2 separate regions of the Mus musculus genome follow, and region 2 is linked to region 1. A link is a loop called in an ENCODE intact Hi-C map of the cell type or tissue named here. Cell type or tissue: heart. All regions are shown on one strand. Links, peaks and the distances in the headings refer to the core of each region. The heading gives the core; the rest is flanking DNA. Region 1 holds the start of Nagk (N-acetylglucosamine kinase). Region 2 has its middle 29 kb from the start of Gm23014.

Evidence for each region. A loop is a pair of places that touch in the nucleus more often than their neighbours do. Peaks named below come from ENCODE experiments on the same cell type or tissue, not always from the same donor. Only the 100,000 strongest peaks of a DNase experiment are listed, where the experiment ranks them.
Region 2: a loop joins it to region 1, with 2.2 times the contacts of the local background. A loop is called at or near these places in 2 of 42 quality-filtered maps.

Annotation. Positions count from the first base shown.
Region 1 is chr6:83,781,531-83,797,137 of GRCm38, reverse strand. Nagk (N-acetylglucosamine kinase) reads right to left here and starts at 2,081. Exons shown (of 10, transcript NM_019542.2): 1 at 1,856-2,081; 2 at 147-231. The coding sequence starts at 1,884. Gm52907 (predicted gene, 52907) reads right to left here. Exons shown (of 2, transcript NR_168047.1): 2 at 10,964-11,888. It also overlaps the pseudogene Gm7443 and the pseudogene LOC665004. In heart, for the core only: no CTCF peak of the experiment used is centred there; DNase peaks (open chromatin) are centred at 1,397 and 2,107; H3K4me3 peaks cover 2,066 bases; H3K27ac peaks cover 1,924 bases.
Region 2 is chr6:83,857,996-83,874,323 of GRCm38, reverse strand. It overlaps a transcript of Zfp638 not described here and the pseudogene Gm5138. Among named protein-coding and RNA genes, the nearest start is that of Gm23014, 29 kb to the right of the region's middle. In heart, for the core only: a CTCF peak has its summit at 6,194; DNase peaks (open chromatin) are centred at 6,163 and 7,243; H3K4me3 peaks cover 2,031 bases; H3K27ac peaks cover 1,640 bases.

The DNA of each region.
Region 1 (15,607 bases), core at 1-5,000:
GGATCTGTGCTGCCCCTATCAGCTACTAAGAGACCCAGACACCACCTCTATCGGAGTTGAACAGTACATGAAGGCCAAGTTCTCTGGTCCCCTCAGGATGGCTTGCTTTCTTCTTCTTTTTTTTTTTTTTTTTTTTTTTTTTTTACCCAGTGGTTTGTGCTCAGTCCATCTGCTTCTGCCAGGATCTGCCCATCCTCAGAAAGTAAAAGGACTTTGGACCGTGTGCCTCCCCTACAAAACACAAGAGGGCACTCAGTCCTGATTGAATTCCACGCGGAGAGCCATGCTTGCATAGTAGTCTCTTACAAAAGTCTAGGGCAAAGACAGCTTCAGCAAACCCAACCTCTACTCCAAAAGCTACCTGTTTAGTGCCTGCTACACTCTGGAAAGAAAAAGGAGGCTTTGCTCCTTTTGCCTGGTAGGTCCTACTTCCTCTGCAAGGTCCCACTCACAGTCTGTCTCATGCAGGGCTTCTCCTTACATTAATAAGCTCTAGCTAGCAAAGACCGCTCTGAATCAAGAGTGTATTCCATTGTTTAGCTTCTCATGAGCTCCACTGGCTCCAGAGTGATGACCTATCCTCCTAACCTATCGTGAGCATGGCCCAAACGACTTATGGTAAATACGTCGGACGGAATAAGCAGACCTCTCACAACAGCTAAGGGTTACTTTGAGGACCTATCTTCTGACACCAGGGTCTTCAAGACACCTGTGAGAAACTATCACCAGTCAGGGAGAAACTCATACTGCCTTCAGCAACTAAGCCCTCCTGAGTTAAATCCCTGGGGTAAGTGGTACTTTAGAAGAAGGGTGATACGTGTAGGAGGATGTCCTACTGACCAATACTTTTTGTTGTTGTTGTTTTGTTTTGTTTTGTTTTTTTGTTTTTCAAGACAGGGTTTTTCTGTGTAGCCCTGGCTGTCCTGGAACTCACTGTGTAGACCAGGCTGTCCTCGAACTCAGAAATCTGCCTGCCTCTGCCTCCCAAGTGCTGGGATTAAAGGCGTGCGCCACCACCGCCCGGCTCTGACCAATACTTCTTGTAATAGACAATAAAGACTCGATCCAACTCAAAGAGTAGTACATCAAGAGTACATCCGAAGGGATATTAATGCATGAGACAGTAGATTAAAAATCCAAATTAATTTCTTGACAAACTGGGAAAAATAAGTTCTACCTTCCATATGAATATAACAAGGCTAAGTGCAAACTCCTACGCTGTGCTGAGGGTTTTTCCTTGTAAGGTATCATAAATAAAGCCAGGGGTCATCCGCTTTCGCAATTCACGGGAAGAGACTTCCGGGTAAATCAGCAGCAAGCAGCTAGGATACCAAATCTTCCTATCAGGTCCTGATTTGACACACCCAGTTCCACAAAATGCTTGTCACGCGCAGGGGACCGGATAAACCACCATCTTGCTCACTCTTGTCCTTGCCTTACGTCTCACCCAAAGCCATGCTTAGTAGAGCTACTTCCCAAAGTCAAGCAGACCAGCTTCTAAGCAGGAGAATATAGGAACCAAGGGCGTTCGGGGCCGACAGCAGTGGAGGGTCCGGAGCACCAAGATAAGACAGTGCTCTGGTGACAGCTGCTTAACTCCCGGGTTCCCTTGTGCATGAATCTCAGTCTCAGCTTCTGCCTCTTTCCCACGTCCACCCGCGACCGGCAACTTCCCACCTGACCCCCCAGCTCTGCACAACTCTCCAGGTTGACACAAGAGCCCTGTGGCAGAAAGGTGATGGCCGGGAGGGGCGTGGTCGCACCGTGGAGCACAAAGGCACCGGGCATGGTGTGGGCCGCCGCCCCCTGACCCGCCGCTCCCGGACGGACAGCCTTCGGCCGATCCAGCGCTCACCCTTCCACGCCACCATAAAGCGCGGCCATACTACCGTTGCCACCGCTGGTCCGCCGTAGCAACCTCGACCCTAGCCGTGACTTCGCTCCCGCCCACACGGGCACCGCCCCTTGTCATGTGACTACGACGCGCTTGCGTAGGGTGTGGATGCTACGTCCTCTCTCGCCCCTGCTGTCGCCTCCCGCAGCTTTCCCCTCCGGTTTTTTCTAGCCCGCCGTTCAAGTGACTGCTTCGCGAGGAGGCGGCACCCCAGCTGAGGCTCCTGGGAGGGTGTGTGAGGGCTGCCAAGGGCCAGCCGGAAGTAGCTGGCAGACGCGCGCTAACTGTGGGGTGCGCACGCGCAGACGCTTTTGGAGGCAAGCTCAGAGTCTGGCGGATGTGTCTGAGGACCAGGGCGGGAGCCAACGTCCAGACCACCCCACCCTGGCTCATGAGCGCACACTCTACCTTGTGCTGAGTACGCTGAGCAGGTCTCAGTGAGGCCCCAGGCTGCTGTCAGCTGAGGTTTGTGCGGCGGTGAGGATAGAGCCCAGGGTTTCATGTGTGTCAGGCTAGCGCTCTACAAGTGATCTGAGTCCAACTCTGTTCTTTCTGGACTGTATCTCGTCTGTATAACCCAGACTGGCATGGAATGCAATGCTGGCTCAGCATGCTAAAAACTGGCACTCACAGACCATATTTCACCTTCTGGCCACCACCTGCTCAACTCTAAACTGTGCAGTGGAACTGGAGGAAGAGAGGAAGATACCGTTAGGTCCTGTAGAAGAGTGACTCCTGCGTGTTTCCTCAGGCTCCAGGTTGTTCCAGCCCTACTTAAGAGGCAGCTTCAATAGCCAGGAGGACTGTCTGCTGCTCTTGACATTTCTTTGAGACTTCAGATGGAGTCTCCTTGGGGCTAGCATGTCTCTGTCCAACCTCGGACCTCTGAGCCTGCCTCCTGTGGAGAAATCTTGAACTGGGATCCTCTTTCCCTGTCAGATAATTGGGTCCGGTTGTGTTTTGATGTAAACAGTTGGGAAGGTGGGCACACAGAGCCTCATATATCCCAAACTCACCTCAGACTCTGGCTGAGGATGACCTTAAACTCCTGATTCTCCTGCCCCACCTCCCAAGTGCTAGGATGTTTTGGTGTAGGCTTGCTTTCTAAGGTTCCAGAGTGAATGAATTCTTTACCTCCTTTCTTACCTATGTGACTCAGTAAAGCACCAAATAATTCAAGAATAGAAATAACATTATTGCCTGATAGAGAAACTAGAGGGAAGTGAGACATTACCATTCACAGTACTTCAGAGCTGGAAAATGCTTCCTCCAACAACATCTTTAGAATCAAAGATAATTCCATAGGATTCTGATTGAATGGAAGTTTTGGCAAGAGTGTGATGTTGTGGGTGAATTCTGATGGAAAAGTTCCCTTTAGCACTGGTGTAATGAGTCTTGGGATCCATTTGTGACAGCGCTGATGTGCTTTTGTTCTGTTGTTTGAATCTTTTTGTAATGAGATTGCAAGTCACCAGGACTGGCCCTACACTCCTGAGGTGTCTGAGGCTGTCCTTGAATCCCAGTCTTTCTGTCTCCACCCCCTAAATGCTCGGATGAAAGGACCACACTGCCCTCCTGGCTTTGCATTACTTGTTTAGAAAGGAATACAGAGAGAAAGTTTGGTTTAAAGACAAGATTGACTTCTGAATTTGGGTGAGAATTACTGTAATCGCTGCCAGTTCTCCCCTTCACAATGAAGATGAGAAACCTCAGGGCCAAGACATGGCTCAGAGGGTAATAGCACCTGCTGCTCTTGCAAAGGACTGGAGGTGTGTTCCCAGGACCTACATCAGGGCTCACAAACCCTGTCACTGCAGCCCCAGGGGATTCAACTCTGTTTTCTGGCCTCCTTGGGCACTCTCCACTAATACGTGCACATATCATTTAAAATTAAACATAAAAAAGATTTCGAACTCCTAAAGATCCGATCAGATAGAGGTCATGTGGCCCAGGCTCATCTCAACCTCCCTATGTAGACAAGAAGAATTTTGAACTTCATATCCTTCTGCCTCAACTTCCCAAGTGCTAGAATTACAGGTAATCACCACCATGCCTGACTTATGTAATACTGGTAACTGATCCCAGGGTTTTGTATACTGTAGACAACCTATCTACCAACTGAACTACATCCCCAACCCAGTAGCTAATTGTATTTATATCCACATGTACTCTTATGCACTTTAAAAATGCACAGGCTAGTGTCCCTTTTTCCTTTCTGCTGGGTACTCAATGTCGAAATGAGCAAGTTCATGAAACCCAGGAAAGTGTGCTGGTCCTGGCTAGATGCTACTCTGGACACAAAGCTGTCATCAACATTGATGATGGCACCTCAGACCACCCTTACAGCCACGCCCTGGTGGCTGGAATTGACTGCTTTCCCCTAAAAGTGACAGCTTCCATGGGCAAGAAGAAAATTGCCAAGACATCCAAGATCAAGTTCTTTGTAAAAGTTTATAACTACAACCACTTCATGCCCACGAGGTACTCAGTCAATAGCCCCTTGGACAAAACTGTTGTCAACAAGGATATGTTTAGAGATCCATCTTTAAAATGCAAGGCCAGGCAGGAACCCAAGATCACGTCTGAGGAGCCATACAAGACAAGGAAGAACACATGGGTTTTCCAGAAGCTTCACTTTTAGGTATATTTTTGTTTCTGTCACTATAATAATAATAATAATAATAATAATAGAAATGCATAGGCTTAGTAATAAAAACATAGAATAAATATTAACTTTTATATGAATTCCATATTAGAATTCATAAAACATTTGGGATATAGTAAGTTAATTTTTCATATCATTCAAATTGGTTTTGCCAGTCTTTTTAGCTTTTAAGTATGAAAAATGTAAGTCACACATGTGACTCATCTTTGTGATTTACGTTATGTGACAGTAGCTGCTCTGGGTCTTCCAATCTCCCTGACTACATTGTTTCAAAGTCGCTGTGTTGCCCATTTTAATGAAACATACACTAGCTCTATTAACTTAAACTAGTGCATAGACTAAAAGACTGATAAGAACGATCCCCATTGCACATAATTCCTTTGTGGTTTTGTTTTGTTGGTGGTACTGGGCTTTGAACCTAGAGCTTTGCATATGCTAGACAAGTGTTGTACCACAAAAGCTACACCCTCAGTCCATGCTCACAATTCTTTAATGCTTCTTTCGGTACCTTTGTTTATCATGCTAAAAACTGAGAAATTACAAGAGATTCTAGACGTATTACAAGAAGAAAAATTGAACTGTGAAGTCCAAGCAATTAGCCTTAGCTCGCACAAACGCTAGATGCTTGTTACAGATGTTTGTGGTTACAAGGCTGGGGCAATAAAGGTGCTGTGGTGGAAGGTGTTTGCTTGCCCTTAAGTGGCTCTGTAAAGGTCTAATGCCCTTCTGCCCTCAGCTTGCAATATCTCAACAAGATTAGTAATGTTCTGAAAGGATCTGCAAACCACAGCTGTTGGCTTCTCTCCCATGTCCCTGTGACCCCCAGGGAGGCCTTCACTGCAGAAGAGGCAGGATGAAGGAGAGTGGGAAGAGGGACAGTGGAAAATACTTGGAATGCCAAATTCACTCACAGCAAGGGAGCAGGGGACTCCTGCCCCAAGGTCCTTCCTTAGCAGATTAAATTGATCTAGCTGATGGGGTGTGGTCACATCTGTTGTTATGCAGTGCTGACCTCACTTCTGGACACTGCAGTAGGTTTGGAGGTGCCAAGAGACTGGAAGATAGTGCCATAACAAGAGGCATGGTAAATGCTAAAAGAGGAAGTGAGCAAGTTCCACGATAAAGATAGTTTTCAGACTGATAAAGGATCTGAGACGGGGTGGGGTGGGGGGATAAAAGGCAAAACTGTGAATGGAGGAAGCAGAGCCATGCCCTGGAGGTCTCACTAGCATCTCACTGTGGAGGTTTCCAGTATAAGTGCGGTCACAGCTCTGTACTTTAGAAAAGTCTGGTAGGTTCCATAGAGCAGGACAAACGGGAGGGAGGAGCTTGAAGCAAGGGGACACACAAAGGCAAAAGAGAAGCAAGGAAATTAGGAGGTAGAACAGAGAACAGGAGCCACAGGAAGAGTTCCAGGCTGGGCTCATGCTGTTCCTCTGCTACTTGGGGTATAGGAGAGAGCACAACCCTTCCATTACCATAGTCAACGAGGTGGGAAGCCCTGGCAGTAAGTAGGCTTCTACCTGCTAGCTAGAAAATAAAGGAAGGAAGGGTTGGTTCTTGGAGGACAGACTGGAACACATAAGGAAGAACAGGCCTACTTTGGCTCAGAGTTCAAGAGTACAGTGCCAAGCCGGGCATGATGGTGCACGCCTTTAATCCCAGCACTTGGGAGGCAGAGGCCGGTAAATTTCTGAGTTTGAGGCCAGCCTGGTCTACAAAGTGAGTTCCAGGACAGCCAAGGCTATACAGAGAAACCCTGTCTTGAAAAACCAAAAAAAAAAAAAAAAAAAAAAAAAAAAAAAAAAAAAAAAAAAAGAGTACAGTGCCCCCTGGGGTGGGGCTGGCATATAGAGCAGCTGATCACAATGCATCACTGGTATAAAAAAAGAACCAAAGGCAATGAACTTCTCAGCTACCCAGATGCCTCGCACTGAGGCCCCACGAGGACCTTTCTGTTTGTTTCTTTCTTTCTGTTTGGTTTCGACTGAACCATCAGCTGCTGGGGAGCTATTCTGGACAAGAAGATGATTGTTGGAGACCCAAGGCCTAAGGAAAGAATAGCCTAAGGAAAATGGACAAAGGTGGGCCTGCACAGGGGATACGAGGATAGCACCCTCCCACTTCTTCCTCTAGATCCTGTTTCCTGCCACAGCTTGTTCTGGCTTCACAGTGACCCAGAGCATGAGCCAGACCAGACCCAGAGATACGTTACCTGCTCTTGTGTTTTATTTTTATTTTGAGGACAGGGTCTCATATATTCCAGGCTGATCTCCAACTTGCTGCATTGTAGCTGAGAATGATTAACTCCTAACCCTCCTGTATCCCCAAATGCTGGCATTACAATGTCTGCCACTATACCTTGTTCAAGTGGGGCTAGGAGCCCAGGGATTCATGCATTCAAGGAGAAGCACTCTACCAACTGAGCTACACCCCCAGCCTTGGACTGCCTCTTGTATACTTTCCCATCAAATATAAAGGGAAGTCCCTGGGGTTGTCTTTGGCCCAGTGTAGTTTACTGTTGTTGTTTGTATATGTTAAGATCTACTCACCCATATGTCTGGCTAGGACGCTAGGGAAAGAAAGGCAGGAGAGGCATGCTGTAGCCCACATCTGCCCTGACTGCAGGCTCATGTGAAAGCAGATATGGCAAGAACAGCATGGGCTGTAAAATGGGCAAGGGCAACATAGAAGGCTTCCTGGAGGAGGTGGGATTTAAGGCAGTCTTGGGGAGTGGGTGCTATTTATTCTAATCCCAAATAAGAAAAGAGATTCAGACCCTTAAAAGATTTGGACTCTGGTGGCCTTGGTTGTATATGTCTATAATCCCAGCCTTCCAGGTACAAATGCAGAAGTATGGAGAGTTCGAGGCTAACCTGGGCTACATAGTGAGACCTGGTTTCAAAACCCCATGAAGAAGTCAGGCGTTTAGTCCCAACACTAAAGAGGCAAAGTCATGTAGATCTCCATGAGTTCCAGGTCAGCCAGGACTACAAAACGAGATTTTGCCCCAGTGCAAACAAATAAAAACAACCATAAAGACACCCCGACGAAACAAAACATAAAAAAGGAAAACCAAAAAAGACTGGGCTCTGAAGATTCTGCAAGGGCACACACTGGGCTCTTGAGGTTTGAGAAGTGGGAGTGGGGAGACCCCTGTACAGTGAGTGTCTCAGGCCTCAATACCTCCTGTGGCCCAGGTCTTGTACACCTGAAAACCATCTGGGAAGAAAGTCATCACCATCCGCAGAGGATCCCAGCCCTGAGTGAGGAAAAGCCACTTCCCTTTCCCAGGAGGTCTGAGATCTCAGGGATGGGAGGGAAAGGGACACAGCTCTTTCTATTCTGAAGTCAGTCCACTGGAAGTCCCTGGGCACAGGGCTCAGCAGACATGATAGCGTCAGCTTTAGAGACCTGGCTACTGAGTCCAAACAGGGATTGGCTTACATTACCTCTTCTGATAGTCCAGGCCCCTGCCCTCCCATCCCTCTCCCTGGGTGGGATGTGCTCAATAGAGAAACACTGAAGAGAAACCAGGACTCAGGAGACTCATCCCCTACTAGTGGTTTTCCAGACCCTGGGTTAGCTTATGCTCTGGTGCCCAGGCTTGGACCCTTCCCAGTGTGGTGGCAGTGCCTATCCAAAGCCAGTACTGTGTGCTGAGTTTTCTCTTCTGCCTCTCAAGATGGAGTGTGTGTGGCGGGGGCAGGGGTGGGTGGGTTGCCTAGTCTGTCCAACGCGGCCAGGCATGTGCGGTTCAGTGACTGGCTGAGGCCTGAGCAGAAGGGACAGCAATGCCTTTCCTGAGACAAGTGGGAAGAAAGTATCAGGCACGGCTGACCGAGCTGTGACCCAGGGCCCAACACAGAGCCAATTAGCAGTCACCACCATGGTGGCAGGCTTGCCACAGTTTCCACAGGAGGCCCCCATGTGCAGCTAGAGTGTCAGGCCGAGTTAGCACCAGGAGGCTGAGTGGAGCCCAGCTGCCTAGATGGAGGGCCATGGGTGATAACACTCCCACTGGGCTCTACTGGAGGTGGGGGGCAAGCATGCCTCCACTCACAAATGCATGTGCTAGCATGATGCTGGATGTGTGTTTGTGCACATGCTTGTCACTGAAGGTTTGCATGACTGTGGCCTGGCCATGCCTTTGTGTGTCCAGTTAGCACATCCTGTGTGTGCCTGCTGTGTACACCAGGAAGCCTAGGATGAAGCCGTCCTTGTGGGGCTGAAGGTCCAGAAGGATAGGTGGGAAATGATTAGGCATCTACTGTGTACTCTCTACTGTGAAAAGGTAGATCTGGAGGCAGGTGCCGCTCGCTCCTCAGCTGCTGTTCTCAGGGTGGGCCTTTCCGAGGGAGAGGTGAGTGGAAGTGAGGTGGCGGCCAGCTGGTTTGAAGGAGGAGAGTGGCAGGCAGGGCAATGACCAGGGACCGAGTGAGAGGAGCTGGATGGGAGGGAAAGGATGCAAACTGGAGCTGGAGTGACAGGAGCGCAGCCTTCAGTGTGAGCCTATTTTCCCAGACCCGATTTGAGGTCCAGTTCTGGCCCTTTCCCTTAGCCCAGCCACGCAGCTGGGCACGCAGGGCTTACAGCACCTGACACTGTCTATGGTGGTTATCCTCAGCTGTACAACCCCACCTGAGTGCACTTGGTATCAATGGGTGCCCAGGGGAAGGAATCAGAGCCCTCAAAACCTGGTATGACCTTGGAACCCCACCTGATGGCTAATCTTGAAGCGGCCTCCTTGTGGCCAGAGGCAAGGTTGCCCATGGGGACTGAGATGCAGTAGGAACACAGGGCAGGCTCTCCCAGCCCAGACTTTTAATCCCCACCACCTCCTGTACTCAAGGGCTCTGAGCATCAGCATGTCCTGGAAAGCTGGCTTTTAACCTTGAACTCCATCTCCCAAGACCCATAGTCCCAGACAAAGAGCCCAAGGGAGAGAGCTAGGTTGGCCTATCCAGGTGGCCTTAAGGAAAGTGAAGGGGCATTGTTGTGGAAAACTTGTCACTATGCCAAACCAATGGAGCTCTCCTCCCTTCAACTGAAGAAGTGTGTGACATTGTTCCTGGGGAGATGTGATCAGAACCCACTTACCCCAGACAGAAAGCAACAACTGACCCAAGTGCTGGTACCACCAAAGTTCAACCTTGAACCAATGGGCTTAGTGGGGTCATAGATGTATGGGTGAAAGGTTAATTCAGGAATACGGTCAACTGAAGGTAGATAAGTGACTGATCCCAGTATGGCTGACAACTCACAAAATGGAGCCTTAGAACTCTGCATGCCTTGCAGGCAGCTCTACAGGTTAGGGGAGTCTCCAGAAGCCTTACTGCTTGATACAACCTTGCAGAGGAAGAGGCCTGTGCGTCTGATCAGTTTCAGGGACTTCCTGAGACTCACAGGTTGCTTAGCTCCAGAGTTTTAAGACCTTCCTGTTAGAGGATCTCCAGTGTTAGGAACATTCCTCCAGGGTAGAATGTTTCAGCTCAGAGGGTATTGCTGCAACAAGAGGGATAGCTTGGATGTCCTGCGGATGTTAGGTGGGAGGCCCACAGCTGTGTGTCTGTGTCCTGCATCTATGGGTGGGCCCAAACATTTATGTTTGATTTAGGCCAAACTGGAGCCATCATGCTAGCCTGTGAATATGAGAATGTCCCATGTCCCTTTGCACTGTCCACTGTAGGGCTCTTCTGGGAGACTAAACAAATGTCTGAGTGTCTCCAGGTTTGTCATTTGGCTATCAGCCTCTGTAACCGGTTAACACCCCCTTCCCCAGCTGACCCAGAGGCTCTCAAAGAGTAAACTGCAGGTTCCACCTTCACCTGGGCCACAGATGGCCACCACAAGTAGACACAAGCAGTCTCCCAAGATGCTATTCTGTGATGTAGGTCAGCGAGTGCACACACACACACACACACACACACACACACACACAGTCCAGTCCCTGTTTCTCTCCCGTTGGCCTCCCACCCTGAGGTGCAAGGAGGTTGGTGCTGAGAGAGGTGAGAAGAACATAGTAACACCTTCTAGTGCAGTGTAAACTGAATTTCCTGGGGGTGGTGGGGTGTGACAAAGAGAAAATCAAAACAAAGAAACATTTGTGTCCAAGAGTCTGTAAGGCTGGTTGAGTGAGTAGAATGTCCACAGGTGTGGAGAGTCAGAATGTTGCAGATCTGGAGCCAAATTATCTTGGGCCATCTATAACCTCCTTAGTGGTCATATACTGGGCCCCTCTGTGTATGACCTGGCAGCCTGCGACTATCAGGTATAGTCTTTCCTAGAACCCAAAAACACACCCTTAGCTTCCACAAACCCAAAGTCTAAGAAGGTCATCAGACAGCATTTGTCCTTAACAGAGACTTGGCTGCTTATTTGTGACCTGCCATCCTGCGATTTTATAGTTTTTCAGTTCTTTATTATCATAAAAACTTCACAAAACTGTCTCCACATGCGACTGTGGTGTTTAAGGGGATTCTGAACCTGTGCTCCTGAGCTGTAGTCACTCATATTTGACTCAGAATAAAATCTGTTTTTCCCACCTTTGAGGTGAGAGCTGTGTTTTTGCATCCACAGTACAGACTTCTGAGTGTCTCCCTCCAGCCTAATGTGGGGTCTGGGTGAGCAGACATGGGCTTCCCGCATAGAAACTCTTGGAAAGTTGCCTCCAAGCAAAGTTGCTTCAGAACAAGTGGCCAAGAGGATGCAGTGAGGACGGTGGATTGTGGTGCAAACCGGAAGCCAGGAGAAAAAGCGTTGCCAGCTTGGCTGGAGGTGTGGCCAGGATCCGTGGACTCCACTCAGACGAGGGTGGTGATATCTTTGCTGGAGAGAGGCTGGAGTGATGAAGTGATGCAGTGATGTGGGATGGCCACATACAGGCTCAGCGAAGGTGCAGTGAGGAGCAGACACAGAAAGGTTGGGGACTCCAGTCTCCCGAGCACTCTGTGCCCTTGTTTCTAAGGCAACAGCTCCTTCCAGGTGCCTCGTGGGAACTGTGGAAATGAGGACCTGAACGTCCACTCGTGGACACATCTGGGAGGGCCAGGAGTCAGCAAATCTGGATCATGTGGACCCACGTTCCCCTCCCCTCCCTGCCAGCAGAGACGAACCCTGGAGTTCATCCTAAGGTGGTTGTAGGACAGACAAAAACTTCATCCTTCCCGCAGAATTTGAGTGTGGGAGCCTGCTGGAACAGGAAGGCCTGAGAACTATAATCTGAGTGCCCAGATCACAGCCACAAGCAACCTTTCCCATAACCAGCCTTTTCATTAATGTCTTCTCAGCACAGATAGTCTCCACATTGATAAGATGGTTACCACAGACCTGGCAGATGGGAAGAGAGCATCGAGACAATCTAGGTGTGATGAGACAAGCTAGGTGTGATGGCTAGTTTTATGCCAACTAGACACAAGCTACAGTAACTTGAAAGGAGGAAGCTTCAGTTGAGAAAATGCCTCCATAAGTTCTGGCTGTAAGGCATTTTCGTAATTAGTCATAGATGTGGAAAGGCCCAGCCCACAGTGGCTGGTGGTCCTGGGTTCTACATCAAAGCAAGCTGAGCAAGCCAGGAGGAACAAGCCAGTAAACAGCACCCTTCCACGCCCTTGGCATCAGCTCCTGGCTCTAGGTTTCTGCCCTGTTCCAGTTCCTGTCCTGATTTATTTCGATGATGAACTACAATGTGGAAGTGTAAGCCAAATAAACCCTTTCCTCTCCAACTTGCTTTTGGTCATGCTTTTTATACCTAAGCAACAGTAACCCTAACTGAGATAAGGGCGACTGCATGTGGGACATCCTAACTGTGTGCTTTGGCTTTGATGAGCATCTTGCTTCCTTCTGCCAACCCAGGTGCTCTGCAATCAGATTTCCATATGCTAATGACTAGGCTGAGGCCAGTAATGAAAGAGCCATTTATGTGCATTGTGTTTTATTTTTATTATTTTTAAATGGAGAGGGGCTGGAGAGATGGCTCAGTGGTTAAGAGCACTGGCTGATCTTCAGGAAACCTGTGATTGGTTCCCAGTATCTACACAGTGGCTCAGGTTGGTCTGTAACTCTGGTTCCAGGATACCTAACATCTTCTTTTGGCTTTTTTGGGCACTGCAGACTTATGGTATATGGACATATATTCAGGCAAACACTCATACACATAAAATAAAAACAAATAGAATCTTTAAAAAATAAATAGATAAAATGAAAAATAATATGGAGGCCGTGGAGATGGCTCAGTCAGTAAAACAAATGGCTTTGCAAGCATGGGAACTTGAACTTGACCCTAGAACCCACATAAAAAAGCCAAGCATGGCGGTTTGTGCTTGTAGTATTAGTGCTTGAGAGACAAAGACAGGTGAGTTCCTGGGACTCACTGTCAGGAACCAATGAGCCTCGCATCTGTGAGAGACCCTGTATCAAAACCAAACCAAACCAAACCAAACCAAACCAAACCAATAACAATCTAAAAGCAAAACAAAACAAAACAAACAAACAAAAAAAAAAAACCAAGGAGCCATACCATTGTTGACCTTTGGCCTCTCGATTCACATGCACAATGTGCACACACACCTGTATACATGCATATATGCCAGCACACATCACAGAAACAAGGTCTTTCTGTGTGTCCCTGACACTTGAACCTATGTAGCCGAATCAAGGCTCCACACTTGTAATGGCACTCTGATCTCTGTGCTCAAATGCTGTGGTTACAGGTGTACACTACCTGGCTTGGCCTTGCATGTTGCTTTAATGGAGGACACACTGCTGAAGCCAATAAGAGATGCTTTCTTAGAAAGGAAGGAAGGAGGGTATTCAGGCCCAACACCCCAGCAACACGCTTGCTCCCTTTTCCATGACTGCCTGATTCTGATCCCTCGCATCACACACGTGTGCACCTGGCTGAATGATGTGTGGGCAGGACGTTCTGTGCTGAGGGAGGAGTGTGTTTCCTTTGAGGAGTTGCAGAGAGATGGTGGTATGTGTACATGTGGAAGACGATGCCAGAAAGAAGTGTGTGTGTGTGTGTGTGTGTGTGTGTGTGTGTGTGTGTGTGTGTGTGTGTAGTATTTGAAGAGAGGGCATTCCAAGACACTGTATTACTGTATTTATTTCAGTGGTTATTAATGTGACTGGACCAGGCATGGTGACACACACTTCTCATCCCAGCACCCAGGAGTCATAGGCAGGAGGATCTCTGTGAGTTCAAAGCCAGCTTGATCTACCTACAAAGTGAGTTAGAGGCCAGCCAGGGGAGGGAGATGAGGAGGAGAAGAGGAAGAGGGGGAGGAGGAGGAGGAGGAGGGGAGGAAGAAGAGGGAAAGAGGAAGAGAAGGAGGAGGAAGAAGAAGAGGAGGGAGAGGAGGAGAGGGAGGAGGAGGGGAGAAAGAAGAAGAGGAGAGGTTCTGGAGAGATTCAGTTGTTAAAAGCACTTGCTGTTCTTTCAGATGACCTGGGTTCAGTTCGCAGTACCTGCTTGGTAGCTTACAGCTGTCTGTAACTCCATTTCCATGTAATCCAATGCTCTCTTCTGACCTCCACAGGCACTCATGTGGTGCACACATATACATGAAGACAAAATACTTAGGAGTATAGCATAAATAAATTCTCTTTTTAATTACTTATTTATTTTATGTATGTGAGTATACTGTAGCTGTCCAGATGGTTGTGAGCCTTCGTGTGGTTGTTGGGAATTGAATTTTTTAGGACCTCTGCTCACTCTCGTTGGCCCAGTCATTCTGGTCACAGTCCCAGCTTGTTCTGGCCCAAAGATTTATTATACATAAGTAGATGACTTCAGGTGCACCAGAAGAGGGCATCAGATCTCATTACGGGTGGTTGTGAGCCACCATGTGGTTGCTGGGATTTGAACTCAGGACCTTTGGAAGAGCAGTCAGTGCTCTTACCCGCTAAGCCATCTTGCCAGCTATAAATAAATAAATCCTTAAAAAAAAACATTTTTAAGAAAAAAAAAGAATATAACTGTGCCTGGTGGTACACTCCTGTGATCCCAGCATACAGGAAGCTGGAGGATCAGGAATTCACCACAAACAGTTATATAGTGAATTTGAGGCCAGCCTGGGGTACAAGAGCATGTCAAAGAAACAACATAAAAATAAAAAAAGAAAGAAGAAGATGAGGACAGTGGGAGGAAGACTAGGGGCTAGGGTAGCCACCTTGTCCAGTTTGCTGATGACTTTCATAGTTTTAGCACTGAGAGTCTGGTTTCCTAGGAGACTGCGGTGGGTCACCATACCCACTTTCTCTGTGCTTCAGCTTCTTTTGCTGTAGAATGGGTTTACGAGAATACCATCATTGTAAGAGGGTGATGTGTGCTGGTCAGGAGGGGTCGAGAACACCAAGCAGTCCTGGAACATGCGGGATCCACAGCATGGAGCTTTTCTGCACAGCCCCAGTGGGTCGATACTGGCCCACGTACTTAGGACAGGGCAGGATGTCCTCACAGGCCTCACGTTGTCTGCAGTCTGTCCTGTGACTCTGGGCAGCACTAGAAGGCAGACGAGCAGGGTCCCCATCCTCCATTCCGCTCAACACCCCCTCTTCTTTCTCCTCATGAGAAAGGGTCCAACCCTTTTCTTCTTGCCTTGAGTTCCTTCCTGTCAGGGCAATGTCTGGAGCTGCTTGAATAAAGGAGAATGAAGGGGAACAACTCTGCCAGCCTGACTGAGGAGGCTTCCTCAAGAGGAGTGCTCTATGCCTGCGCCAGCCAGCCAGGCTACACCCACCAATGGTGTGCCTCTCCCTCTTCCTCTTCCTTTTCTTCTTCCTCTCTTTCTTCCTCCCTCCCTCCCCACCTCTCTGTGTTGCTAATAGAAAAATGTACAATATCCTAAAGTCAGTTACAGGCCAGAAGGTAGAGCAAGAGAAACCAGCTAACAGTTTTAGGCAGCAGGCAAAACTCCCAAGAGGACCACCACTAGGGTACCATCTCCTTATGTGATACCTTCTCCTGTCCATTGTCCTGACCTCTAGTCCCTAAAATGTGCCTGATTTCCTCTTGTTCCCCCCCCCCTTTATCTAAGGATCTGAGG
Region 2 (16,328 bases), core at 4,058-9,057, 73 kb before region 1:
CCAACTCGGCCCCCAACACTGAGCATCTCCCTCACAATTTCCATCCCAGACCCCCATAATAACAGGAGGGGCCTAGGGAGCCCTCCCTACTCTCTTGAATACCATCAATAAAGTTCGCTGCACCCCAAAAAAAAAGAAAACCCAAAGGTCTGAGATCATGACCGATGGTTCAGGCATGTCAGAGAACCAAGCATTTATTACCAGAGTTCCTAAATCTGGAATTGAAAAAAAATTAAAAGCCAGGCTCATTCCTATAATCCCAGCACTGTGGAGTCTGTGGCAAGAGGGTCGCCTATTATAAAAGGTATAATATAATATAATATATAGCCTGGGCTGTGAATTTCAGGCCAGCCAGGAGTACACCGTAAGATCCTTCTCAAAAAAACCAAAACAGAAATCAGGAATACTTACTCCATTTTTCTCATAGCTCCTAATATCCTTGACCTAAAACCTAAAACTTAATATAATTTCCCTTGTGCCAAGATGTCAATATGACCTCCTGTAGAGTTACATGCAGTGTATAATACTGAATGCAGCACTATATGAACTAAGATTTGGGTTTGGTTTTGTTTTGTTTTGTTTTGTTTTGTTTTGTTTTGTTTTGTTTTGTTTTTCGAGACAGGGTTTCTCTGTATAGTCCTGGCTGTCCTGGAACTCACTTTGTAGACCAGGCTGGCCTCGAACTCAGAAATCCGCCTGACTCTGCCTCCAGAGTGCTGGGATTAAAGAGTGCTGGGATTACACGCCCAGCAAGATTTGTTTTTTTAATAGAGTTTCTGCCAAGTAACTACTGGCTCAGTGGGTGAAAGCAATTGCTACTTAGGCCCAACTACCTGAATTTGATCCCAGTATGCAATGCATCTAGAGTGCCAGCATTCTTAGAGGAAAGTGGGAGTCAGCAACAGAAGAAGCCAGAGCCTGAAGTCTAGATAGCTTGAGGAACACAGTACAACAGTAGAAGAGAGATCCTGCCTCAAACAAAGTGAAGGAGAGAAACCTCAGTTGTTGTGCATGCCCCCACACACACACACACACACACACACACACACACACTTCATTTTTTTAACTCAAGTTTTATATGAGAAAAGAACTGTTAACACAGATACTTTTTCAAACAAAGATAAAAGTTTTGCCAGGTTATTATTATTTTTTTTTTTAATTATGAGACAGTTTCAAAAAATATCTGTAGAATCCTGATGCTCTATTGTGGGCTTGAGTAAGAAATGTCCCATATGGGTTTGTATGTTTGAACACTGGGTCACCAGTTGTTGGTACTGTTTGGGAAGATTACAAAACCTTTAGAAGGCAGAGGCTTGCTGGAGAAAGTACATTACAGAGGAGAGGATCTGAGGTTTTATAGTTTGATCCTACTTCCTGCTATTTTTCTGCTTCCTGAGTGTGCATACGATATAGCTGGCTTTCTGTTCCTGCTGCCATGGTCCCACCAATGCCTTCCTGCCATGAGGGGCTGTATCCCCCTGGAATTATAAGCCAGAAGCTCTCTCAACCTTCAGGTACTTTTGTCATGTTATGTTATCACAGTAACAGAGAAGTAACTGTGACATGCTTCAGTGATAACGGATTTACTGTTGGTACCTTCACTTGTAGGGTTACATGAAATGTATAATACAGAATGCACTCACACAGTGTTATTGAGAATGCTGGTTCATTTTTATGACATGTACAATCAGGGAGCCTGCTTTGGAATTTGTTCTTAAATCCTACCATTTTAAGAATAAAGTTAAAGCCATGATTTTCACTCTGGGAACCATTTTCTTCTTTCTTTTTCTTTTTTCTGTTTTCTTTTCTTTTCTTTTCTTTCTTTCTTTTTTTTTTTTCTTTTTTCTTTTTTCTACACAGAGACAGGGTTTCTCTGTGTAGCCCTGGCTGTCCTGGAACTCACTCTGTAGACCAGGCTGGCCTCGAACTCAGAAATCCGCCTGCCTCTGCTTCTGAGTGCTACCCCCTGCCACCACCCAGCTGTGCCTTTAAAAAAATTTTTTTTGAAGGGTTCATCCTATGAACCTTTTTCTTTTGCCACATTTTCTCCTCATCCTTTTACTGTTAAACATCCTAGCTAAGAACAGGAGTGTATTAGAGTCCCACAAGTCCTCTTATGAGTCTGAACGCCAAGATAGTCATAGGGACTCCTACCATATTCCCTTCAGTGGACTTACTCCCAATATTTTATCCTGAACTCAGAGAACTGGAAGCAAACTGGAAGCTTCTCCTCTAAGAAAATGGAATGTTGGGTTGGTGAGATGGTTCAGCGGGTAAGAGTGCAGACTGCTCTTCCAAAGGTCCTGAGTTCAAATCCCAGAAACCACATGGTGGCTCACAACCACTGGTAATGAGATCTGATGCCCTCTTCTGGTGTTTCAGAAGTCAGCTAGAGTGTACTTATGTATAATAATTAATAAATCTTTGAGCCAGAGCAAGCAGCAAAGGAATTAGACCATGAAAGATGACAGAAACAGCCCAGAACTCGGGCTGGAGAGTAGTTAAAAATATTTATGGGGTTGGAGAGATGGCTCAGCGGTTAAGAGCACTGACTGCTCTTCTAGAGTACCCAGGGTTCAATTCTCAGCACCCACATGGCAGCTCACAACTCTCTGTAACTCTTGTTCCACGAGATCCAACATCCTCACACAAACGTACATAAAATACAATAAAGAACATTCGCTGTCCCTACAGAAGAAGAACAGCGCTACCCGCATCAATTGGCAGCTCACAGTGTTCTGTAACTCCAGTTCCAGGAGATCTGACACCCTTTCTGGCTAGTACGGACACTGCACACATAAGGTGCATTTATATAAATGCAGATAAAACACTCATACACATAAAACAAAACCCACTAAATCATAAAAAAGAAAGACGGAGAATTATGCTGTGCCTCAAACCCTGGCAACTTTATTTTCTAGTCCTTTCATTCACAATTCCATTATGATTCCAGGTTTTATGTCCCGGGGCTCTGATGGTTTCCTTCCTGATGCTCTAGTGTGCAAATCTATTTTCCTGCCTCTTTAAAGATATTTGTCTTGAAAGAGCAGATGAGAATGTAAAGATGAGAGACATGAAGAAGCAGACTTTTAAAAAATGAGACTGACAGAGCCCTGCATTGTCTGGTCTATTTGATGTCATTAAACCATTAGAGGAGGAACTCAGAGAACAATGGCAAGGTAACTAAGAGAAGCAGTCTCATTTGGCTTTAAAGCTAACCATATTTACCTGCATAGTAACAGGCAAGCTAATAAGCTTCCCATTTCACCAAGCCCTGACCCTCCGGTGGTACTAACACTTCAGTGGAGAAAATCTAAAACCTGAATACAACCTGTGGGGGCTCTCCACCCACTCACACCGAAAATGGCATATCCCATACTATTAGCATTCCAAAATTGAAAGCTGAGCATGTAGCTGTGGGTGAAAGCAAGCTGAAGCAACTGTAATAATAGTGATGATGATCCTTCAAAATGGAGAGGCGAATGCATTAGTGCCCTAGTTAGCCTTCTTTCTCACCTTGACACAGCTTTACAGTCTTCTGACAAGAGAGCCTCAACTGAGAAACTGTCTAGATCAGACTGGTCAGTGGACATGTCTCTGGAGGATTATCCTGATTGACGTGAGAGAACCCAGCTAACTGAGGGTGGTATCATCCCCAGGCAGGCGGTCTGCATTCTGGGTAAAGGCTAACTATGCATGAGGCTTTGACAGCACTCATGGTTCCTCATGGTTCTTGCCTCGAGCTCCTGCTCTGACTTCCTTCAGTGAGAGACTACGACCTGGAAGAGTAAGCCAAACAAACCCTCTCCTCCCGAGTTATTTTTGGTCAGAGTATTTATCATAAGAAGAGTAAGGAAACTAGAACAACTAGGCACTTTTTGGGTTTTTTTGTTTTGTATTTTTGCAATATTTCTTTAATGATACATTACCAAAAATATGAGCTCAAAATTACTATTTAGTAAACAAAAGTGCAAATGTTGCACTCAAATGATTATCCTGACATTTAATGTTATTTTGGATGAGATACTGCATATTCTACCATTCTACAAATCATACATAGTGCATATTTAAAAAATAGTCAACTTATATATATATATAAACACTATGTACATTGGTGTGAGGATATCAGATGCATTGGAACTGGAGTTACAGACAGTTTTGGGCTGTCCATGTGGGTGTTAGAGATTGAACAATTATTATTATAACACCATACACACACACGTGTGTGTATGTATATATATATATGTGTGTGTGTGTGTGTGTGTGTGTGTGTGTGTGTATGTAAATATATATATGAATAAATGACCAGAGTATCCTTGAATTTACAGAGCTTTGCCTGCATCTGCTTCCTGAATGCTGGGATTAAAGGCATGCACCACCACTGCCTAAAAAGCATTTGACATTTTGGTTTCATTTTTTTTTTTTTTTTTGAGACAGTATCTCTGGCTGTCCTGGAACTAGCTCTGTAGACCAGACCGGTCTTGAACTCAGAGCTCTTCCTGTCTCTGTCTCCCACATGCTGGGATTAAAGGTATGTTGTACCTCCATACCAGACTAAAAAAAATTTTTTTAATCTATTTAAATTTATTTATTTTATATGTATGAATGTTTTGCCTGAGTGTGTATATGTGCAACATGTGCCTGTCTGGTAAGTGCAGAGGCCAAAAGAGAGCATCGGGTCCCAGAGATTGAAGTTATGAATGGTTGTGAGCCACAATGTAGATGCCAGGCACCAAAGCCAAGTTTTTCCCCAAAGCAACAAGTACTCTGAATTTCTGAGCCATCTCTCCAGTCTTATGTTCTTTAAATTATTCTCTTGCCATAAAGCATTATTAAGCTTTTCCATTCCCAGAACAACATTAAGGAACACTACATTTTATAACCTCCCTTTTAAAAATATACTTAAATTTAAATTGAAAGACACTAAAATAATCTTGACAAGTACGAACAGCAAGACATAATCTTTAAGCCTATGGCAAAGCAAAATTAACAGAAAATATAAATTAGAGGGTGTCTTAGTTATTGTTCTATTGCTGTGAAGAGACACCATGACCAAGACAACTTAAAGAGAGCATTGTGGGCTTGCTAACAGTTTTATAGTTAGGCCACTGTCAGGGTGGGAAGCAAACAGGCATGGTGCTGGAGCAGCAGCTGAGAGCTTTACATTCTGATTGGCAAACAGCAGGCAGAGATAAAGAGGCTGGGCCTTGTGTGCACTTTTGAAACCTTAAAGCTCACTCCCAGTGACGCACCTCTTCCAGCAAGACCACAGCCCCTCCAAGAAGACCACACCTCCTAATCCTTCCTAAACAGTTCACCAATTTGGGACTAAGCATGCAAACACATGGGGCTAGGGAAGCCATTCTCATTTAAAGCACACCAAAGTCCAAGCAAGTTCCCTGGAGCAATGCTGGGTTTGACAAAGTGCATTCAAAGTACTTACGGTTCCTACTTACCGAATAAAATTAGTGTTTGTACATTCTAGCCCCCCGACCCCAGTAAGAACAATCTCTGATACATTCACTCATTTTAAAAGCATGTAATACTGTCATTCTTTTTTTCTTTTTTCTTTTCTTCTTCTTCTTTTTTTTGGTTTTTTGAGACAGGGTTTCTCTGTGTAGCCCTGGCTGTCCTGGAATTTACTCTGTAGACCAGGCTGGCCTCGAACTCAGAAATCCACCTGCCTCTGCCTCCCAAATGCTGGGATTACAGGCATGCGCCACCACTGCCCAGCCCAATACTGTCATTCTTTGAAGACTTCTGATTAAGTTGCAGCACACATACACACACACAACTAACCAAACCAAACAAAAAAACAACAATAAAAACCACCTAGTGCCACCACTCCTTTTGAGAAAGGGCAAGGCAGACTAAAACAATGTCACAAGAATGTGACTCAAAAAGCTGGCACCAAGAAGGATGACATAACACCAAAGCGTTTCTCCACAATGCCTGTCATTCTCTCCATTCTCAAGAACACACACACACACACACACACACACACACACACACACACACACACACACAGAGTAAGCAGAAGGGTATTGCAAGCCAGTTGGAGATTCCGGGCAGCTCCCTCCAGAAAACCAAAGGAGATTCCAGCCAGAAGGGTGAACGCGTGGGGCTAACGCTTCCACTTAGTGCCCCCAGTGCCTGCATGCAAACAGTGTCCCTTGTGACTCGTGGGACACGCCAGTCGCTGCCCTGATTAGCTGGGCTGCTGCCTCCTATGCTCAGTTGTGGGTTGACCACTCCAACTGCCAGGTACCGCCCACTTTCCCTCTGCTAAGGAGGGGGTGGGGGTGCGCTATTAAGCACTTTCAGAATCCAAACCTCTAAGATGAAATCACACAAAAGGAAGAACAAATATAGCAAGGCTCTTTTGGTTTTTCCCATTCTTCAGTATGTATGGCGGGTTTTTTGTTTGTTTGGTTTTTGCTTTTGTTTTTTGTTTTGAAGAGCTGAGGATGAAACTCAGGGAGCTTTGCACGCTAGGTAAGCGCCCTGAGCGACCACAGCAGCCCCTCCCCCAACTTCTGATGACAGAAGCCTCTTACTAATCAAATAAGACAGCCCGAAAGTTACTCTTTGATAGGGGACTGTGTCGGTCTTGCATTCGAACGTCTACAGTCTTGACATCAAAAACTATTTTAGGATGAGCCACAGCAAGTTATGCAAGTGTCATTTTTGAAAAAGAGCAAGCTTTTCAGAGCAGCGCTCATCTCAGCCATTTCGCTGCACCGACGCTGCGCGGCTACCCCTCCACCTGTCCTCTCAGGGGTCTCTGTCGTGTGTGCTCCTTCGCAGAACCAAGGGCTTCGCGCTAAGCCGGTCCAGAGTGGTCAGGGACTGTGGCCGCCTCTGCGGCCAAGAGCCTGTGCAACATAGGGGCTGGTGTCGCCAAGGGCCCAAGCCCAAGCGTCCCGCGCCTTTAACTGACACCCAGCCACCTCCCACTCGCCCAGAGCTCAACGAGCGCAGCAGCCAGGGAGTGACTGACAGTCACGGGGGACCTGGAGGCCCGCCCCCTGAAGCCCCAGAGCAGGCGACCAGGGGCACCGCGGACAAGGGAAGCGCTCACCGCCTCAGGGAGTCCGACACCTGCGACGACCCGGAGGCCCCGGACTTGGGGCTCGATGCCGCTGCGGGAACGCCAGCCCCGGGCATCGCCGACCTGCACAGCTCTGAGCTCCTCCCTCACCTCAATTCGCTTCTGCCGGGTCCCCAGGCGTTGAGCTCCGTGCAGGGTTCCGCCCACCAACAAGCCAGCCAATAGGAGACGAGCGCGGGAATCTGGGGGCGGAGTCTGGCCAGCGGGTCTCCTGGTCACTCAAAGCTCAGCGAAGCCTCAGCTTCTTCATCTCTCGTCTCTTCAGCCGATTTCTTTGTTTTTATATGTGTGTTTGCTTGCATGTATGTGCCCACAATCACGTCTTTATGTAATATACCAAGTCTTGATATCTTTGCTTATTTTTCTCTTTTAGTTCGGTATGGTTTAAGATCATAAATGTCTCTCTAAAGCTCTGTGTTACATACAGCTAGTCGTGTTAGAAACTTTCCCAAATAGTGCACACTTGGAGATGGAAGTCATTAGTGCCTCATCCTCCGAAGGTATGCAGGCTCCTTTCTGCCTTTGCTTTAGAGTTGCAATGAGGTGAACTGCTTCAGCCATAGCAGCCTGTCTCCCCACAGACGCAAAGGCCACCAGAGCAAGTGGACATGGTCAGAAAGTTGAAATCATGAGTCAGAACAGAGCTTTCCCGGGCTGAAGAGATGGTTCAGCAGTTAAGAGCACTGACCCCTCTACCAGAGGTCCTGAGTTCAATTCCCAACAACACAGGGTGGCTCACAACTATCTGTAATGGGATCTGATTCACTCTTCTGGTGTGTGTGTGAAGACAGCTACAGTGTACTCATATAAATAAAATAAATAAATCTTTTTTAAAAAAATAAGTAAACCTTTCCTACTTTGATTTTTTTTTAAACCGGTCTTTTGTGGAAGAAACAGAAATCTGACACACAAACATATAAATGCCAATTTACTAGGGGTGTTCCATCACATCATTTAATTTTTAAATTGTATTTGCTTTTGTGTATTTGCACACACGCATCCATGTGTGCACAGGTACCACGGCATTCGTGCAGAGATCAACTTTGCTGGGGTCAGTTTTCACTTTCCATGTTAAACAAGGCTTCTCACTAGTCCTTATGCTTTTGTTTTTGTTTTCCTAATTTAATTTTTGATTTGGAAGGAGGGTACACTCTCTCACCAGACCCGGGGCTTGCTGATTAAGCTAGACTGGCTGGCCAGCAAGCCCCAGAGAGCCTCCAGTCTCTGCCTCCCCAACACCATGAAACGAGTCTGGGCCACCATGTCCAGCTTTTTTTTTTTTTTTTAAAGATTTATTTATTTATTAAATGTAAGTACACTGTAGCTGTCTTTAGACACACCAGAAGAGGGTGTCAGATCTCATTATGGATGGTTGTGAACCACCATGTGGTTGTTGGGATTTGAACTCAGGACCTTCAGAAGAGCAGTCAGTACTCTTAACTGCTGAGCCATCTCTCCAGCCCCCATGTCCAGCTTTTTAAATGGGTGCTCTGGATCAAATTCAGGTCCTTTTGATCCATGTCCTTCTGTTGGCATGGCAAGCATTTTACTCTGATCTATTACCCCAGCCCACAATACATCATCTCTTTCTGTAATACACTATCTATTGACCTTTTGAAAATTGAAGATTATATATGTATTGATGGAGAGTGTGTATAAAAATGAGTCTATTGTGAATAAATTATTTCTCTTTTATCCACCATAACTTTTGGCTTAATTAATTTGACTACATTTTGGGAAATGACTGTATTTGTTTTCATGTAGTTACACTAAACTATTTTAAAATGTTTTAAAAGGTTTTTTGGTTTTGTTTTTACTCTTTCTTAGAAACTCTGCCTTGGTTATTAAAAAATAGGACACAAAGCTGGGACAGGGTAGAAGGATGGTGTAAGCCAGGCGTGGTGGTGCACACCTTTAATTCCAGCACTCGGGAGGCAGAGGCAGGAGGATTTCTGTGTTCCAGGACAGCCTGGTCTACAAAGTGAGTTCCAGGACAGCCAGGACTATACAGGGAAGGAAACCCTGTCTCAAAAAAAAAAAAAAAAAGAAAGAGAGAGAGAGAGAGAGAGAGAGAGAGAGAGAGGAAAGAAAGGAAAGAAAGAAAGAAAGAAAGAAAGAAAGAAAGAAAGAAAGAAAGAAAGAAAGAAAAAGAAAGATGGTGTATAGATGTGGGTGGGGTTGGGAGGGATTTGAAGTGAGTATGATCAAAATACATTCTATACATGTATTAAATTCTCAAAGAATGAATTAAAACATATTTTTAAAAAGTCTATCATTAATCCCAAGTTTTAGAAAAAGTCTCCTAAGGTTAATCCCCTAATCAATAATGCATATTATCTATAATATATGACATGTCAAAAATAAATCATAACTTATTCTCTAGAGAAGATATATAGATGCAAATAAGCATGTAAAAACATGCTTCATATTAATAGCTGCTAATGGTTTAGATATGAAATGTACCCTACAGGTCCTCAGGTATTGAAGCAGTGTTTCAGAAGTGGGACACTGGGCAAGTGACTAACTCATGAGGGCTCTGCCTTCATTAATAGACTTAAAACACTGACAGATTCAGTGTCTGAATAGTCAGGAAGTGAAGCAGCTATGGAAGAAGTACGAGTCAGAGGCACTGGGTTCCTGATGACCTTTTGGAAAGGTGTCTTTCCTTCCTGCCTCTTATCTGCTTCCAGCCCTGAGAGGGAGACTCTACGGCTGCCGTGGCCTGCTGCCAAAGCATATGGAGTCCAGCAACCATCCACTGAAGCTTCTGGAACCACAAACCAAAACAAACCTGTCCTTTTTGAATTGTCTGTCAGTTTCTTTTTTTGTTTGTTTTTTGCTGTGGTGACAAAAGGAAGGAAGGAAGGAAGAAAGAAAGAAAGAAAGAAAGAAAGAAAGAAAGAAAGAAAGGAAGGAAGGAAGGAAGGAAGGAAGGAAGAAAGAAAGAGAAATAAAGAAAGAAATTAAAACAGTAGACATCGAACAAATGCAAATCAAAACCATATCACCCACAGTACAATGTATATAATTTTAAATATATATAATATATAATTAAAAAGATAGCAATCTCATATAGTGTATTTAATTTAGAAAATATTGCAACAGGTGTCAAGTATTATGGACTGAATTGTGCCCTCTAATACTTAGATACTGAAACTTTAATCACCCAATTTAAGAGAGGTAATTAAGGTTAAAAGTCATGATAAAGGTAGAGTCCCAACCAATATGACAATTGTCCTTCTGAGAGGAGGAAGAGAAAGGTATTTGTGCAAAGATGAGAGGCTCAGCATGGAGATGCAAGCCTGTAAAACTATCTCTAGAGAGGCTGAGGCAGAAAGATTGTCACGAGTTTGAGGCCATGCCAGTTATATATAGAGAGACAGTTACTAAAACAAAAAAACTAAACTAAATACCACCGCCGGAAGGCATCATCTATTGATAACCATCTTGAATTTCTACCCTCTAGACCTGTGAGAAAATAAAGGTTCTGGCCTTTAAGCAACTCAGTCTGTGGTATTTTGTTTTGATAGTTATAGTCAGATAACACAGCAGGTATGTGAAGAAAGTGGAACTAAAACCCACTGTTATACACTGATAGTAAAGATGGGAGACCTACTTTGGACGACAGTATAGTCACTACCAGCACAGTAAAGAGTTACCAGGTGAGTCAGCCCTTGCACTCTTACATATATACCCAACACGTGCAGCGCATGTCCTGCAAAAACTGAGGAGTGAAGCAGTATTATTTATGATGGACAAAAAGTGATGATGGTTCACATACCCATCAACTAGTGCATCTACATGGCGTAATATTATTCAATAATTGCAAGGGCTGAAGTACAACAGGGATGACCCTCGAGAACATTGTGCTAAGTTAAGTCACTTGATCAAAAAGCACATGTTGCAGACTTCCATTTATAAAACATGTCGAACCGGGCAGTGGTGGTGCACACCTTTAATCCCAGCACTTGGGAGGCGGAGGCAGGTGGATTTCTGAGTTCGATGCCAGCCTGGCCTACAGAGTGAGTTCCAGGAGAGTCAGGGCTACACAGAGAAACCCTGTCTCGAAAAACCAACCCCCCACCCTCTGCCAAAAAAAAGGACTTGTCGAAATAGACCCAATTATAGAAACAGAAAAATTAGTGGTTGTTTAAGACTAAAAAGGAAGAGAATTGGGAAGGATTAAGAGTAAATATGGGTTTTTTTTAAAAGGGGAAATGATGAATTAATTGTTCTATGATTGACTGTGGTATTAATTGAACAACTCAAAATATACTAAAGTGTAATCAAGTACTTCAGTGAAAGGACTATCTATAGGTGAGGTGTATCTCAGTGAGGGTGTGAAAACAAACACACTGCTCAGATGCTCAGATCCTCGGGACAAGAGCCAAGGTCTGCACCAAAAAGTTGAATGCAATGCTAACTGAAAATTATAAAAGAGACCACTGATGAAGCTAGGAGAAATGGATAAATGTATGCTGATAAAATGATTTAGCAGAATAACCATTTTTTAAAGAATGCTGTAGCAAGGAACAAGACGGTGAAATTACTCACTTTTCTCTGTTCTATATTGGGAATACACCCACTCAAAATAACCCAGGGGAAAAAGCCTGCTTTCAGACACTGCTTACAGCAACAGCATTTGTGACACAAAACAAGCTAAAGGTGGAAACCACTTGCATATTTAATAACTGGGAAGATATGTATTAAAGTAGCCACCATGGAGTACATTCATTAATGAAGGAGCATACATCAAATAATAAACATATATAAATTAGTTTGGAAATGTAAATGAGTGGACACTTGTATATAACGGGGGGGGGGAATTTTAGTAACATAATAAATACCAGTATTTCTATTATGGGCAAAAACTGTCTTTGGGAAAATGACAAGCCATTTGGGGTATAAAAGGAGACTATATCTGTATGGGTATGGGAAGTCCTAGCAAGGATTTATCTTTGGTTTTAGATAAAAGAGATAGGATGAGGAACAAGGGGACTGGAGCCTGATTGAGTGAAGTGATCACGGGACATGCACTGAGTGAAGGGCTAATGGGAAATCGTTGGTGATAGAATGGGGAGACTGACTTTTTAAAAAGAGGCAAGACTAGTATATCAATTTAAAGTTACCTCCCTTAACATTAAAATTGCAGGGGAGCTTTGTGTGAATAGGATTTTTTTTTAAGAAAACGGAAAAGAAACTGGACTTGAAGCCATTGGAACAATAAGGAGACACCTCATGTGAAACAGGCTCAGGTAGTATCTTAGCAGACACCATGACCATGGTGACTCTGTCTTTTTGAAATTTATTTATTTTATGTATATGAGTACACTGTAGCTGTACAGATGGTTGTGAGCCTTCATATGGTGATTGGGAATTGAATTTAGAACTTCTGCTTGCTCTGGTCAACCCCGCTCGCTCCAGTTATCTCCACTCACTCAGTCCCTGCTTGCTCCGACCCAAAGATTTATTATTATACATAAGTACACTGTAGCTGTCTTCAGACGCATCAGAAAAGGGCATCAGATTTCATTACAGATGGTTGTGAGCCACCATGTGGTTGCTGGGAATTGAACTCAGGACCTCTGGAAGAGCAATCAGTGCTCTTAACCACTGAACCATCTCTCCAGCCCCTAAGATAAGGGTCTTAAAGTCCACACTCACAATGATACACTTCCTCTAACAAGGCCACACCTAAGGCACTAGCCAGTCCCTGGGCCAAGCACCACAGGTAGAAAGGATGGAAGAATGAGGTGGGGGCCGGAGCACCCTTGTAAGACTATTATTTGGAGTAAGATCAGAAGTTCAGGGTCACTCTTGGCTGAATGAGTTTAGGGATAACTGGATTGCATAAGGCCCAGGCCTCCCCTAATAAAAAGAGAAGACTACCATAAATTACTAGTAATTGGGGGCTGGAGAGATGGCTCAGCCTTTCAAAGTATACCCACACCCAGCAGCTCACAACCATCTCTAACTCCAGTTCCAGGAGATCTGATGATTTCTGGCCTTTTCAAGCACCCATATACATGTAGCATATATTAAAACAGACACATATACATACTCATAAATAAACCTTAAAAATAAGCACTGCTAATCATGGGGAAGGATGTGGATACTCAGGTTGGATATTTTGAATGAGTTCAGTTAGACAGCAAGATGAAATCTGTAGCTGAAACTTGCATTGCATTAAGATAAGAAAATAGCAGGAAATAGATGTATTTCAGGTTTGTCAGTCTTAAATATATGGCTTTAGTATCCTACTTATTTTGACAATATTGCTCATCATCTGTTGGCTAGCAACACAGGAATAAACCCACGAAACACAAAATTCAGTGTAAGTAATGAGGTCAAGTGCACACTAATGAAAAAGAGAAATGGAGGCGTGGTGGTGCATGCCTTTAATATCAGCACTTGGGAAGCAGAGGCAGGTGGATTTCTGAGTTCGAGTCCAGCCTGGTCTACAAAGTGAGTAAAATAAATAAATAAATAAATAAATAAATAAATAAATAAACCAAACAAACAAAAAAAAAGAGGTTTAGGTAGGATGGTCACTTTTTTTTTTTTTTTTTTTTTTTTTTTGGTTTTTCAAGACAGGGTTTCTCTGTATAGCCCTGGCTGTCCTGGAACTCACTTTGTAGACAAGGCTGGCCTGGAACATAGAAATCCGCCTGCCTCTGCCTCCTGAGTGCTGGGATTAAAGGCATGCGCCACCACGCCCAGCTTGGGATGGTCACTTTTAACAACCTCACTACATTGTGTCCTCTGCAGAATTGCTATCAGAGCGAAAGTATCAACTGCTCAATAAGGCACGTCTGTGAGAAAAGTTCAAAAGAATAAATGTGCAGGTGGCACGGTTAGGGAGCGGCTTCAAGTTCTTAATCTCCCGACTCCACTGACTCGGCCAGAGGAAGGTCACTAACCAGTCTTGATTTACAGAGGGACGGCAGGTTGGTGGCACAGGGCCTAGAGGTGATTTTCCCAAGGTTAGAAAGCAAGCCAGAGGGTGAACTGAAAATAGCCACAGGGCACACGCTCCCACGTAGGCTATATGATAACTTGTGTACTGTCAGCAAAGAATGTAGGAATGAATGTCCTGGAGAGGTTAGCACATTTCTATGGCTGAAGGAGACTTACTCAACTGTCATAAATGCTGCTTGACATCAACAATTTACTTGCCAAATTTTATTAATCATAATGTCCTGGACATGTAATTGAAAGTCTCAGAAAAACAAAATTCCTCTTTGATTACAAAAAATATATATAAATTAAGTACAACCTCACTACATCATACTTCTGAAAGGCTTAAAACTCCACTTTTGACTCTCACCTTTTATAAAGACTAAACAATCTTCAAATAGCGACTCTTCAATTCTGTTTTAACAGCCAGCCACCTCATAGCGTCTTGTAGGTGTGTCTAAATACTTTTGTAGACTCAGAATTTTCTGGAGACCTGGGCATTCACAAATAATTTCTCGTAAGTTTCTTTACTGACCTAAAGAACCTGAAAAATTGAAGTCGGTCTAAAAGGTTTCACAAGACTATGTTACGTCTCCAGGTAGCCAAGCTGTGGTGACTGATCAGCTGGCTCTTATGCTCATAGCTGGCGGCGTGTTAGGGAAACAACAAAGGGTGAGCCCACTGATAGGCCGCTGTTCTCTGGGAGTCTCCTACAGTGCAGCGATTCTGTCAATGGAAGGCTTAAAATCTGTGTTTTCAGAAGTGGTGGTAAGCCCATTCTTTTCTTCGTGGATTCTTTCTGATGGTAGCTGTGTATGGCGGGCCTATACTTTCTGGCCAGCCCTAAGTGGGAATATTAGCACAGACTCCTCTCCTTTATCTAAAGGGTCACAGTGTTACTGACTCTGCCCAGTTCTTTTTAACTGTATTTTCTGCAAGTCCCTGGACAGAAAAAAAGTTAAGTGTACCACAGAAGAAGGTAATGTACTCATTAACTGCTAGAGAGCTCTTACCTGGTAGATGCCAAGCCTCCTCACAGAATAACGTGGGATCTGAAGAGCAAGCCCCAGCTACCTGGACAAAATATATGTTAAAAGGATCCAAGCTACTAAGGTTTTTTAGGGGGTGATGGACAACAATAATTTTTTGGACAACAATAACTAATTTAAAGGGATAAAATGTTCCTTGCAGAGTTACTATGGGGTTTAGGATGCAAATGAAGATCAGAGAGGTGAAGTAGTTACAGGGTACAGTTAAGCTTATCTTATGGCTAAGAATCTGGTAGACATGATTTGTAAAGAAAATACTTTTAGCCTGGTGGTAATAGCACACACCTTTAATCCCAGCACTCAGGAGTCAGAAACAGTTCCAGAATAGCCAAGGTTACACAGAGAAACCCTATCTCAAGACAAAAGAAAGAAGAAGAAGAAGAAGAAGAAGAAGAAGAAGAAGAAGAAGAAGAAGAAGAAGAAGAAGAAGAAGAAGAAGAAGAAGAAGAAATACATTTAGTTCTTTACTAAGTCCTGAGGAGTATAAGAGATGGAGACATGAGGAGCAGAGATCATGTTCTCCACTTGGTCCCATTAGATGGTCTGACTCTGACTCTGATAGAAAAGAGCTTTCCAGGAAGACACACACACACACATACACACACACACACACACACACACACACACACACACACAGAGAGAGAGAGAGAGAGAGAGAGAGAGAGAGAGAGAAATAAGTGGTAGCTTTGAAATGTTGAGTGAGGGCCCAAGTCACAAAGTTTGACAGGAAGATAAAAATAGACTTGTTTTCCCACTTAGGCTAACACTGAAGTGCAACTATTGTCATGACTGGGGTTGGAGAACAAAAGGAAAGAACGAACTAAGTTCAGCAATCCTTGGTCTCTCAGGTAGCTTTGAAACCACACAATAAGACTACATGGAAAGAGTAATTTTTAGGGCTGGTGAGATGGCTCAGCAGTTAAGAGCACCGACTGCTCTTCCAAAGGTCCTGAGTTCAAATCCCAGCAACCACATGGTGGCTCACAGCCATCTGTAGCGAAATCTGATGCCCTCTTCTGGTGTGTCTGAAGACAGCTACAGTGTACTTACATATAATAAATAAATAAACAAACAAATAAATAAAAGAGTAATTTTTAAAATTATATATAAAACAACAGACCTCTTCCATATATACCTTTAAGACTAGCTGGATTCTCAAGCCAGTCTCTGTTGCAATCTCATTCATCTTATGGACAGTAGAAAGCTTCGCT